Linked DNA regions of Mus musculus: region 2 is linked to region 1. Evidence: chromatin loops called from intact Hi-C (ENCODE). Cell type or tissue: gastrocnemius. All regions are shown on one strand. Each heading gives the region's core, and the rest is flanking DNA. Links, peaks and the distances in the headings are about the cores only. Region 1 overlaps Acat1 (acetyl-Coenzyme A acetyltransferase 1). Region 2 overlaps Gm16124 (predicted gene 16124).

Evidence for each region. A loop is a pair of places that touch in the nucleus more often than their neighbours do. Peaks named below come from ENCODE experiments on the same cell type or tissue, not always from the same donor. Only the 100,000 strongest peaks of a DNase experiment are listed, where the experiment ranks them.
Region 2: it touches region 1 in a loop (2.7-fold over the local background); 15 of 42 quality-filtered maps call a loop at or near these places.

Annotation. Positions count from the first base shown.
Region 1 is chr9:53,592,786-53,598,164 of GRCm38, forward strand. Acat1 (acetyl-Coenzyme A acetyltransferase 1) reads right to left here. Exons shown (of 12, transcript NM_144784.3): 2 at 5,300-5,347; 3 at 2,498-2,615; 4 at 1,909-2,004; 5 at 1,621-1,721. Among named protein-coding and RNA genes, the nearest start is that of Acat1, 15 kb to the right of the region's middle. In gastrocnemius, for the core only: a CTCF peak has its summit at 2,139 (motif pointing right); a DNase peak (open chromatin) is centred at 2,158; H3K27ac peaks cover 368 bases.
Region 2 is chr9:53,671,449-53,676,827 of GRCm38, forward strand. All of the region lies in intron 1 of Gm16124 (predicted gene 16124), which reads left to right. Among named protein-coding and RNA genes, the nearest start is that of Cul5, 6.6 kb to the left of the region's middle. In gastrocnemius, for the core only: a CTCF peak has its summit at 2,334 (motif pointing left); a DNase peak (open chromatin) is centred at 2,325; H3K27ac peaks cover 1,157 bases.

The DNA of each region.
Region 1 (5,379 bases), core at 130-5,129:
GTCAGCTACACAGAGGGTTTGAAATCATCCTGGGCTACATGAGACACTGTCTCAGAAAACACAAATCAAACAAACAAAAAACGATAAGACTTGGACAATTTGACTGCACCTAACTTTGGAAGGTGGAGCTGGTAAGTTTGGAAAACAATTGACAACTTCCAACATAAAAGCATGGGGGTTTTTTTTCCTGTTTCCATTTTCTGTATGTTATGTGCATGAGTGTTTTGCCTGCATGTGTGTCTGTGTACCATGTACTTACTGTGTACACATGTGGCCTAATCCCCACAGAGGCTAGAAGAGGGCCTCTACGACCCTGGAACTGTAGTAGAGATGGTGGTGAGCTACACAGGGGTGCTGGGGGAACAGCCAGTCTCTCTCCAGCCCATAAGTGTGTTGTGAGAAGTGATGTGAGCACACCACACTTACTCTTGGTTTGGTTGTGATACACAGTAGGTACAACACCCAGGAATGAAGAGGATCTAATGAAGACCTCTGTCTTTCTCACCCCTGCCCTGTAACTTTGTATCTGTGGCTGTTTCAGTATCCTTCCATCTTAAAACTGATGAAGTGTTAGTTCTTAAATCCAGACATCAGCAGAAAACAGGCTCTGAGTGTCACAGTGTAGTCCCTGAGCGGCCTCTCCCTCACTCTTAGGTAAAGAGAAGATTTAACCAACAGGCCTCAAACTTGCATTCTCCTGCTCTATCTCATAAATGCTAAAATCCGGCACGTGCTTCATGGAAAAGAATCTCAGGGCTAGAGCTCAGTTCAAGCATCCACGTCAGACAGCTCACAGCCACCTGGAACTCTAGCTCCAGGGGAGCCACCATCTCTCCTGGTCGACACAGGACATGTCCACAAGTGGCATTTGTTTACACAAGCACACACACATAAATGAAAATAAACATTTAAAAAAATCAGAGGGCCCAGGCTGTGGTGGTACATGCCTTTTAAAATCCCAGCACTTGGTGGAAGGCAGAGGCAGGTGGATCTCTGGGAGTCCCAGGCCAACCTAGTCTACTGAGCAAGTTCTAGGGCAGCCAAAGCTAAACAGAAAGCCTTAAAACAGAGATGTCTCAAACAAACAAACAAAACCAAAAACAACACAATCTGGACAGATAGTCAATGAGAACACTTGATGCTCTCCCAAGGACCCAGGTTCAACCCACAGCATCCAGATGGTGGTTCAGAACCATTCAACAAGATATCTAATGTCCTTTCTGACCTCCGTGTGCACTAGGCAAGCATGTGCGGCACATACACACATGCAAGGCAAGTACTCATAAAATAAATACTTTTTAAAAGGAGGTGGGGGTTAGAAATGTGGCCCAGCCATTAGGAGCACGTGTTGCTCTCTCCTGGGACCCAAGGTTGATTTTCTGCTCCCACGTGGTGAGTCATAACTGTAACTCCTGTTCCAGGGGAGCCAGTGCCCTCTTCCGGCCGCTGAACCCCAGGCATACATGTGACGCCCAAATACATACAGGTAAAACATTCACACACATACAAAGGGAATAAAGAATGAATCTCACCACTACAATATAAATGTGCTTAGATATTTTAGTATTTTCTAGAATTTAGAGTTTTTCCAAGTAACAGATAAAACAAGGGGTTTCTTACCTGATGTCCACACATAAGACTTTGAGAGGCCATCATGATGGCTTTCATTCCTGAAGCACAAACCTTGTTTACTGTGGTGCATGGAGTGGAAATAGGTAAACCTAAAGCCAACATAAATCAGATTTTTGAAAAGTAGAAACAGTTTTCAAAAACAACTGTAAAATTAAAATAGAGCTTGTAACTATAATTTGCAAATTTCATTTCTATAAGAGCTGTGCATTTAATACTTTAGCTGGTCTTGACACTTTAATGCATACTAAGTATAAAAGCAAATGTGTGTTTTCATACCTGCGCCCAGTGTTGCTTGCCTGGTAGGGGCCTGTCCTTCACCCCCTTGGATGACATTGCCCATGTAGACTTCCTTCACTTCTTCTTTTGGAATCCCTTTTAAAAACAGCAAAAAAGGACTGTCCTGGATTTATTCAACCCATTTTTCTTTCCTTTTTAAGATTTTATTTGCTTTTATTTTGTATGTTGCAGGTGTTTTGCCTGTGTCTGTTATGTGCATGCAGTGCCTAAAGTGGCCAGAAGAGGGCATCGACTCGCCTGGAACTGAAGTTCTGGACAGCTGTGAGCTGCCATGTGGAAACTGAACCAAGCCCTCTGAAGAGCAGCGAGTGCCCTTAACCACTGAGTGAGCTATCCAGCCCCAGCCTTCAATTTATATAATCAAGATTACCAAGCAAATTCCATGACACAAGACAGGAATGGTTTCTTTTTCCTGTTAGTTTTGGATTCCTTCCTGTGTACCTATGACAAGGCATTTAGATATGGAAGAATCATGTCATTTCTAAGAGGAATATAGTCAGCAAATGTAAAATAAGTATGTGTCACCCATCATTTGTCCCCTCAATACCAAAACAGTTCAACCACTGACCTGCCTTCTCAATGGCTCCCTGAATTGCAGCAGTACCAAGTTTAGTGGCCGGCTGAGAGGCAAGGCTGCCCAGGAAGGATCCAATGGGAGTTCTTATAGCACTTACTATAACCACTTCCTGGCAAGACAGAAAAAGGTAAAAATTAGCATAGGCATACTCAAATTCTCTTTCATTTAATAAACATTCATACCCAGACAACTTATGAATAGTTATTTAGCAGCTGGAAAACACCATGACACACCACAATTTAAGGCACAACGGAAAGACAGGACAAGAGTGTGGCTCAGTGATAGAGTGCTTGTCAGGCGAGCACAAGGCCCTGGGTTCAATCCACAAATCCACAGAGGCTGGGAGGGGGCAGGGAGGAGCAGGTGTGGATACAACAGGGATACAGAGGGAGGTGAAGAAAGAAACTAAGGCAAATTCTAAAGCAGACATAAAAATCCTTCCCAGCAATTTCTGGGATGTTTAACAGCAAAGGCTTAAACTCGGGCAGTCTGCTCAGTCTGCCTTAAAACTCAGGCAGTCAAGGTGGCCTAGCGGTAAAGGTTTGCAATGAGCCCTGAACAACCTGAGCTTGATCCCAGGGGAAATGTCCCATGTGTATATGTACACACTGAGAGTGCGCACACACACACGCACACACACGCACACACACACACACACACACACGCACACACGCACACACACACGCATGCACACACGCACACATGCACACACACACACGCACACACACATGCGCACACACACACACACACACACGCATGCACACACACACGCACACGCACACGCACACACACAGGCCCCAAATAACTGTTTGTTTTGGGAGGGATTTTTTTTTTAAATAAATCTTTTTTTTAAAAGATTTATTTATTTATTGTATGTAAGTACACTGTAGCTGTCTTCAGACACACCAGAAGAGGGAGTCAGATCTCGTTACGGATGGTTGTGAGCCACCATGCGGTTGCTGGGATTTGAACTCTGGACCTTCGGAAGTCCAGTTGGGTGCTCTTACCCACTGAGCCATCTCACCAACCTGGGATTTTTTTTTTTTTTACACGTAACGCTGGCCACGTGGAACTTCCTACATAGACCTGACTAGCCATGAAATCAGAGATTACCCAACTCCTGAGTGCTAGGGTTAAAGATTTATATCCAGCAATAATAAAGTTTTTTTTTTCCCCAAAGACACTGTTGCAGTCTTCAGACACACCAGAAGAGGGCATCAGATCCCATTACAGATGGTTGTGAGCCACCATGCGGTTGCTGGGATTTGAACTCTGGACCTTCGGAAGTCCAGTTGGGTGCTCTTACCCACTGAGCCATCTCACCAGCCTGGGATTTCTTTTTTTTTTTTACACGTAACGCTGGCCACGTGGAACTTCCTACATAGACCTGACTAGCCATGAAATCAGAGATTACCCAACTCCTGAGTGCTAGGGTTAAAGATTTATATCCAGCAATAATAAAGTTTTTTTTTTCCCCAAAGACACTGTTGCAGTCTTCAGACACACCAGAAGAGGGCATCAGATCCCATTACAGATGGTTGTGAGCCACCATGTGGTTGCTGGGAATCGAACTCAGGACCTCAGGAAGAGCAGTCAGTGCTCTTAACCGCTGGGCCATCTCTCCAGCCCCAGTAATAAAGTTTTAAAAACTTTTATAAATGGTAACCTTACAATATAAAAAACAAAAAACTGCTTCAATAAACAACATTGAGGTTGAAGAAATAGCTCAACACTTAAGACTGCATGTTGTTTTAACCTGAGAACCAGAAATAAAATCACAGCACCTCTGTAACAAGCCAGGTGCCTCACAAACTCCTGTGACTCCACTACGTGAGGTCTGACACCTTATTCTGGCCTCTACACATGAAGCATGTGTAACCCGCCCCCCAGGCATGTATACATTCACACAGACACAGACACACACAGTATCTATCTGTATAAGTGAATGTTTTGGGGTGGCAGGGCTTGGAGAAGAGAGTGTCAGGTCCCTTGGAATTAGAGGTGCATGTGGTTAAGATCGACCTAACTTGATTACTAGGAATTAAGTACAAGTTCTCTAGAAGAGCTGCAAATGCTCTTAGCCATTAATCTATTAAACTAAAAAATAAACAACACTAACCAAAAGCTCCTTTACTACAGAACAAAGTCCTGGGCTAGCAAGCCATCTGTATGTGCTACAAGAACAGCACCAACTAGAACATAGCCAGAACCATAATTTCCTTAACTACAAAATGAAAAGTGCTAAGTCCTCGTCAATGCCATGAAACACACTCTCCTTGTGTTTGGTTCCTACAGTCTCCAAAAAGCACTGGATGCAGTAAAAGCATGGAAGACTTGGTCTCACTTTGGGAACCTATAAACAAAGGCAGAGATCATAACTAGGAAATGAAGCAAAGGTCTTCTGGGTTAACCCCTAGGCAGTCAGTTCCTCTCTTGCCGAGTCTCTCGTGTCCACTGCACTGCACCACCTACAGTGCAATGTGGGCCCCTCATAATAAAGGAAGTTTTGGAGGAAAACTGTTTCATAGTGTATTATAGGGAATTATTCACAGACTGAATGAACCACTTTTGTGATAATATAAGAACTTAGTATGTGAATTGTCAGCTTTCCCGAGCCACTGTATAATCCCATTAATCTTCAAATATATTCAAGACAAAAAACTGTATGCAGCTCTGTTTGATGTGATAGGGTTGGTGATCCTCAAGCCATGAGCCACCTTGCCTAGCAACATGTGAGTCTCTACTGGCAACACACCTTTACATTCTTGAAGGTGCAATTGAAACTTTACTTACATTCAAAGTGGGTTTGGATGCATAACTTCGTTCCAGGCATCTTACTTCCTGTAAGGTAAATGTTTATGTTATAATATTTT
Region 2 (5,379 bases), core at 261-5,260, 79 kb after region 1:
GAGGACCAAGTGTTGAGCCCTGTGTCCACCAAGGATTGAGTGGGTTTCCTCTCTACTCCCAGAGTTACCCTGGGTTTTTTGAGAGGGGGTCCAAGCCCTGTCTCCCCTAATCACTGTCTTTATCCAGGGCTAAGACCTTTGCCTTTTGGGGGTGCTTTTCCCAAGGCCTGGGACTTCCTGCTCCCAGCTTCTGTTTGTTAGCGCACTCTTGAGCCCAGCAGCCTCTCTCTTTGCAGTATGTGCACTGGTCATTTTTAAGGGATTTTCTGTCTCTCTCTGGTTGGAGTCTCTCTTCTCTGTTTTCCCTAACTACTGTAGCCCAGACTTTCTGTAGATTCCTACCCTGTCACTTTTCTTTCTTTCTCTTTCTCTGCTCCTTCTCTTTCTGTTACCCTGTAATGGTAAACTTTCTCAGCAACCTACACTAAATTCCTCAATGGCTTATCCTGTCTTTCTAGCCTCTGAATATTTTTCCTGATATCTCTACTAGCCTGGTCTATAAAAGCCACTGTCACAGTAGCTTTATGCTCTTTGCTGCTGGGGTCATGGGGTGTATATTGGGTAAATGGCTTCATGAGCTGCCCTAGAAGGGCTGCGGGTGACTCATCTGGTTTCTGCTTAACCTCACGTACTTCGTTCAAATTTGTGGGTTGTCATTCCGCCCCCTTGAGACCTGCCAGTGTAGCCTGGTGTTAGACCTTTGGGTGCCCCTTGCCTTTTGCCATATTAAAGTCCTAGTCAAGTCTAGTCAGGGAAGGCCCACTGTCCATGACAGCCTGGTCAATCAATGGTGCCCCCATGTCTCTGGCTTCTGGCCTCCTGCATTATAAATAAAACAATCTCAGAGAGATTAACTGGCCCTTTGGAAAAAGGGTGAGGGTGGTTGGGCTTTCCAGTTGTATAAGTTGTATAAGTCAGCCAAAGAGAAGGGCCAATATTGCATAGCCTGATTGCCCATACGAAGCCCATATGCCCTCAGTGAGAGAGCCATCGTGGTATCAAGAGAGGTGGCTCTCAGGTCTCCTCCCATCCCTCCCTCCGGTAAAGAGGGGGTGCAATGACCCCAGACTCGTATGGGCTGAGGATGCCAGAACTGGTGCCATGGGGCAAGGGTAGGGAGATTTGGAGGAGGAGGGTCTTGGAGTACTAGGTCTGCTGTTGAAGGGTCTTGGAGGACCAAAAGTTTCACAGGTCCAGATCTTTCTTCCCGTGCTTCTTTCTTCCTTACGGTCAGAACCTGTGTGGTGGGAAAGAATAATTAACTTGTCTTTCAGTCTGTCCAATGTCCAAAAAATGTCATCCACCCAAGCGGGGGCGGGGGGGGAATGGAGTCCATTGGAATTTTCTAGCAGCTGAGCTGACCTCTTCACCACCATAGTATGGGTGATTGACAGAATTGGGGCTCCAATTTGTGACTGGATGCTTACTTATTCTGTCTGATGGTTTCGGGGGGTGGAATGGGGATATGAACAAAAACAGAAACAAAAGACTCGACCAGGCTGACCTTGAACTCAGAAATCCACCTGCCTCTGCCTCCGGAGTGCTGGGATTAAAGGCGTGCGCCACCACGCCCGGCCTAGATGTGAATCTTACCCTGCAAAGCAAAACCTAATTCTTCCCTTCTCCCCAGAGGCTGCCACCTCCAAAACTATTTCCTCTCTGCCCCTTATCTAAAGATGACCTGCCCTGCCTTATTCTCCTGACCTCTCAACCCCCTGCCCTCAGGATCATTGGTATGTTCACGAGGGCAAAGGTTACACAGGGGAGGAAATTGAGGGGTTCGGAAACCCTGTGAGTATGTTTGGTAATAACACACCAAGACCAGTTGCAGGGAGGCAGATCAACTTTACTTGGAATGATTCAAGGCTTATGTAATTTTGGGAACTTGGGGTGGTAACATCCGGGATGGGTTAGGGTATTGAAATACCTCATCGGCAAAGGAAAGCTTTTCAAGCATTTCAGGAATCTTGGGTCCTGAAGGAGAAAGGAAGTTGAACCTATAATCTAACTAAGGCTAGGAGATATTCTGCAGGTAGACATGGAGGGATGGGGGATTGAATTCCTCAGACAAGGTCAAAGAAAGGGACCCCTGATAGACTTTGACCATAATTAGCAAGAGTTTTCCCTCAACTCTCTTCCTGTGGGATAGGAGTGATGAACCTGGAGATTGTTCTGGATTTTCTGATGTTTCCATTTGACCTGTTTGTTTGCCTTCTAGACCCTTTTGGTTCAGTGTCCATGTCAGGTTTATTCTACCTTAAGTAGCTACAGACAAGGCAAGACTTGTAGGTCGGTTCTTGAACCTGGTACTCTGGCTCCCTCTAATGGCCACTGTTCTGCTTGCAGTAGTGGAGATGGATGGAGAGTGTTCCAGCCCCTATTTAAGGTGTAACCGCTGTGGTGTAACAACTAACTCCCATGACAGGGACTGCTGTCTCACTTGGACTTGATACAAGAAGAGGACAGATTTGGTCTTCAAAGTGAGTTCCAGGACAGCCAGGGCTATTCCTGTCTCGGGAAAAAAAAAAAAAAAAAGGACAGATTCAAAGAATCACACTCCCAGCACTTCTTGTTTTGCTGGGTAGGATGGGTGTTGAGACAGGACATCTCTACATAGCTCTGACTGGCCTGAAACTCAGAGATCCACCTATTTGATTCAAGTTCCCAAGTGCTAGCAGTAAAGACATGCCTGGCTTCCCAGCATCTCTAATGCTGTTTTCTTATACATAGTTGCACATCTAGTTATCTACTTTTCCAGTACCAGAAAACTTCAAACAACTTTAGCTAGTCCAGTTATCATTAAATAGAAAAACAAAAGATAGAGCAGGATATAGTGGTGTGTTTAATTCCAGCACTCAGGAGGCAGAGGCAGGCAAATCTCTGTGAGTCCAAGGCCAACCTGGTCTACAAAGCCAGTCCAGGACAGCTAGGGCTGTTAAACAGAGGAACACTGTCTTGGAAAAAAAAGCAAAACAAAACAAAACAAAACAAAACGGAAAGAAAAGAAAAGAAAAGAAAAGAAAAAGGAAACCATATTTTTTCTTTTTTTTCTAGACAGGGTTTTTTTGTATAGCCCTGGCTGTCCTGCAACTCACTCTGTAGACCAGGCTGGCCTCAAATTCAGAAATCCACCTTCCTCTGCCTCCCCAGTGCTGGGATTAAAGGCATGTGCCACCACTGTCTGGCATGAAAATTGTTTTTAAATTCACAGTCAAAATTTTCAAAAATAAGAATGGACCAAATGAAAGTAATATTTTAGTAATGGGATTTAAAAGATTTTTTAAAACTACACAGAACTCAATTTCTTCTTTTAAAAATTATTTTACTAATTTGTGTGTGTGTGTGTGTGTGTGTGTGTGTGTGTGTGTGTGTCAGGGGTTTACCTGTATAGACGTCTATGCAGTGCGTGTGTGCCATGACACCAAGGTCATAAAGGACACCAGAGTCTTTGTGACTGTTACAGATGGTTATGAGCCATCATGTGGGTATGGGGAATTAAACTTGGGTCCTCTGGAAGAGCAGCCAGTGCTCTTAACTACCCAGCTATTGCTCCAACTCTCAGAATTCAGTATCTTTCTCTTTTTTAAAGATCTTCCTCCCCCCCACCCATACAAGTACAATGTAGCTGTCTTCAGACAAACCAGAAAAGGGCATTGGATCCCATTACAGATGGTTATGAGTCACCATGTGGTTGCTGGAAATTGAACTCATGACCTCTGGAAGAATAGCCAATGCTCTTAACTACTGAGCCATCTCTCCAGTCCCAAACTCAATTTCTTAATAAAATTAAATCAGGGGCTGGAGAGATGGCTCAGAGGTTAAGAGCACTGATTGCTCTTCCAGAGGTCCCAGTTCAATTCTTAGCAACCACCTGATGGGTCACAACCATCTATAATGTGACCTGATGCCGTCTTCTGGTGTGTCAGAAGACAGCTACAGTGTGCTCACATACGTAAAATAAATAAATAAATAAATCTTATAAATAAATAAAATTAAAACTAAAGTAAGTTTCATTAGAATATTTTTATTGTGTACAAGTATAATAGTTAAAATGCAATGATTGCATTCTCTCTCTCTCTCAACTTAAAACTTAGTAAGCTACTTACCTGTCTTACTTAGGGTTACTATTGCTGTGATGAAACTTGGGAGGGAAGTTTTTCCCTTACATGTCCTGAGTCACACAGTCCACTGAGGGAAGCCAAGGCAGGAGCTCAGAATGAGTGGGAACCTGGAGGCAGGAGCTGATGAAGAGGCACAGAAGAGTGTGCTTACAGGCTTACTCATGTTTTACACAGCCTGCTTTCTTATAGAATCCAGGGCCACCAGTCTAGGAGTGTCTGCACCCATAATGAGCTAGGCCCTCTCACATCCCTAATTTAAAAAGTGCACAACAGGCTTGCCTACAGTGAGTTTTTTTTTAATGAATTTATTTATTATATGTAAGTATACTGTAGCTGTCTTCAGACACCCCAGAAGATGGCATCAAATCCCCATTTCAGATGGTTGTGAGCCACCATGTGGTTGCTGGGATTTGAACTCAGGACCTTCAGAAGACCAGTCAGTGCTCTTAATCACTGAGCCAACTCTCAGCCCCTACAGTGAGATCTTATAGAAGCATTTCCTTCCCCTAAGATGACTCTAGCTTGTGTCAAGTTGACTTAAAATTAGCCAGCACATTACTTATATGCCATGGACTAGACTCAGTTGGTCCCTCAACCCAAGGGAGAACCAGGGTCAGGGTACTCAGGTGGCCAAAGAGTCTGCTAAATGACAGACACTAACACAAGGGAGTGCTGGATCTGAGTGTAACTTCTCAATGCAAGCATCAGACTTATATTACAGAAGAAAACAAGGAAGTTAGGTGACACATTAAGGTCATCTGATGCATAACGATTCTTTACACAAAACAGAAACCGGGCTGGCGAGATGGCTCAATGGGCAAGAGCACTGACTATTCTTCTGAAGGTCCAGAGTTCAAATCCCAGCAACCACATGGTGGCTCACAACCACCCATAATGAGATCTGACACCCTCTTCTGGTGTGTCTGAAGACAGCTACAGTGTACTTACATATAATAAATAAATAAATAAATAAATATTTTTAAAAAAACAGAGAAACATATACATAAAAGCAAGCAGGAACCAGGCAGTGTTTACAACTGGGATAAAAATCAGTGTTTACAACTGGGATTAAAATTAGCCCTACCTCAGGTCAGTTTATTCTTAGAAGCCAGGGGCAAGGGCTTTATGCCCTTGCCATAGTTCCAATTCTAGTCTATTGTATAATCCCTCTTCTCCCTAGGCCATTGTAAATTCCTGTATATGGGAGTGACTCAGCTGTTATTCTAAGTATTTACTCTAGTTCCTTCTTAGACCACAA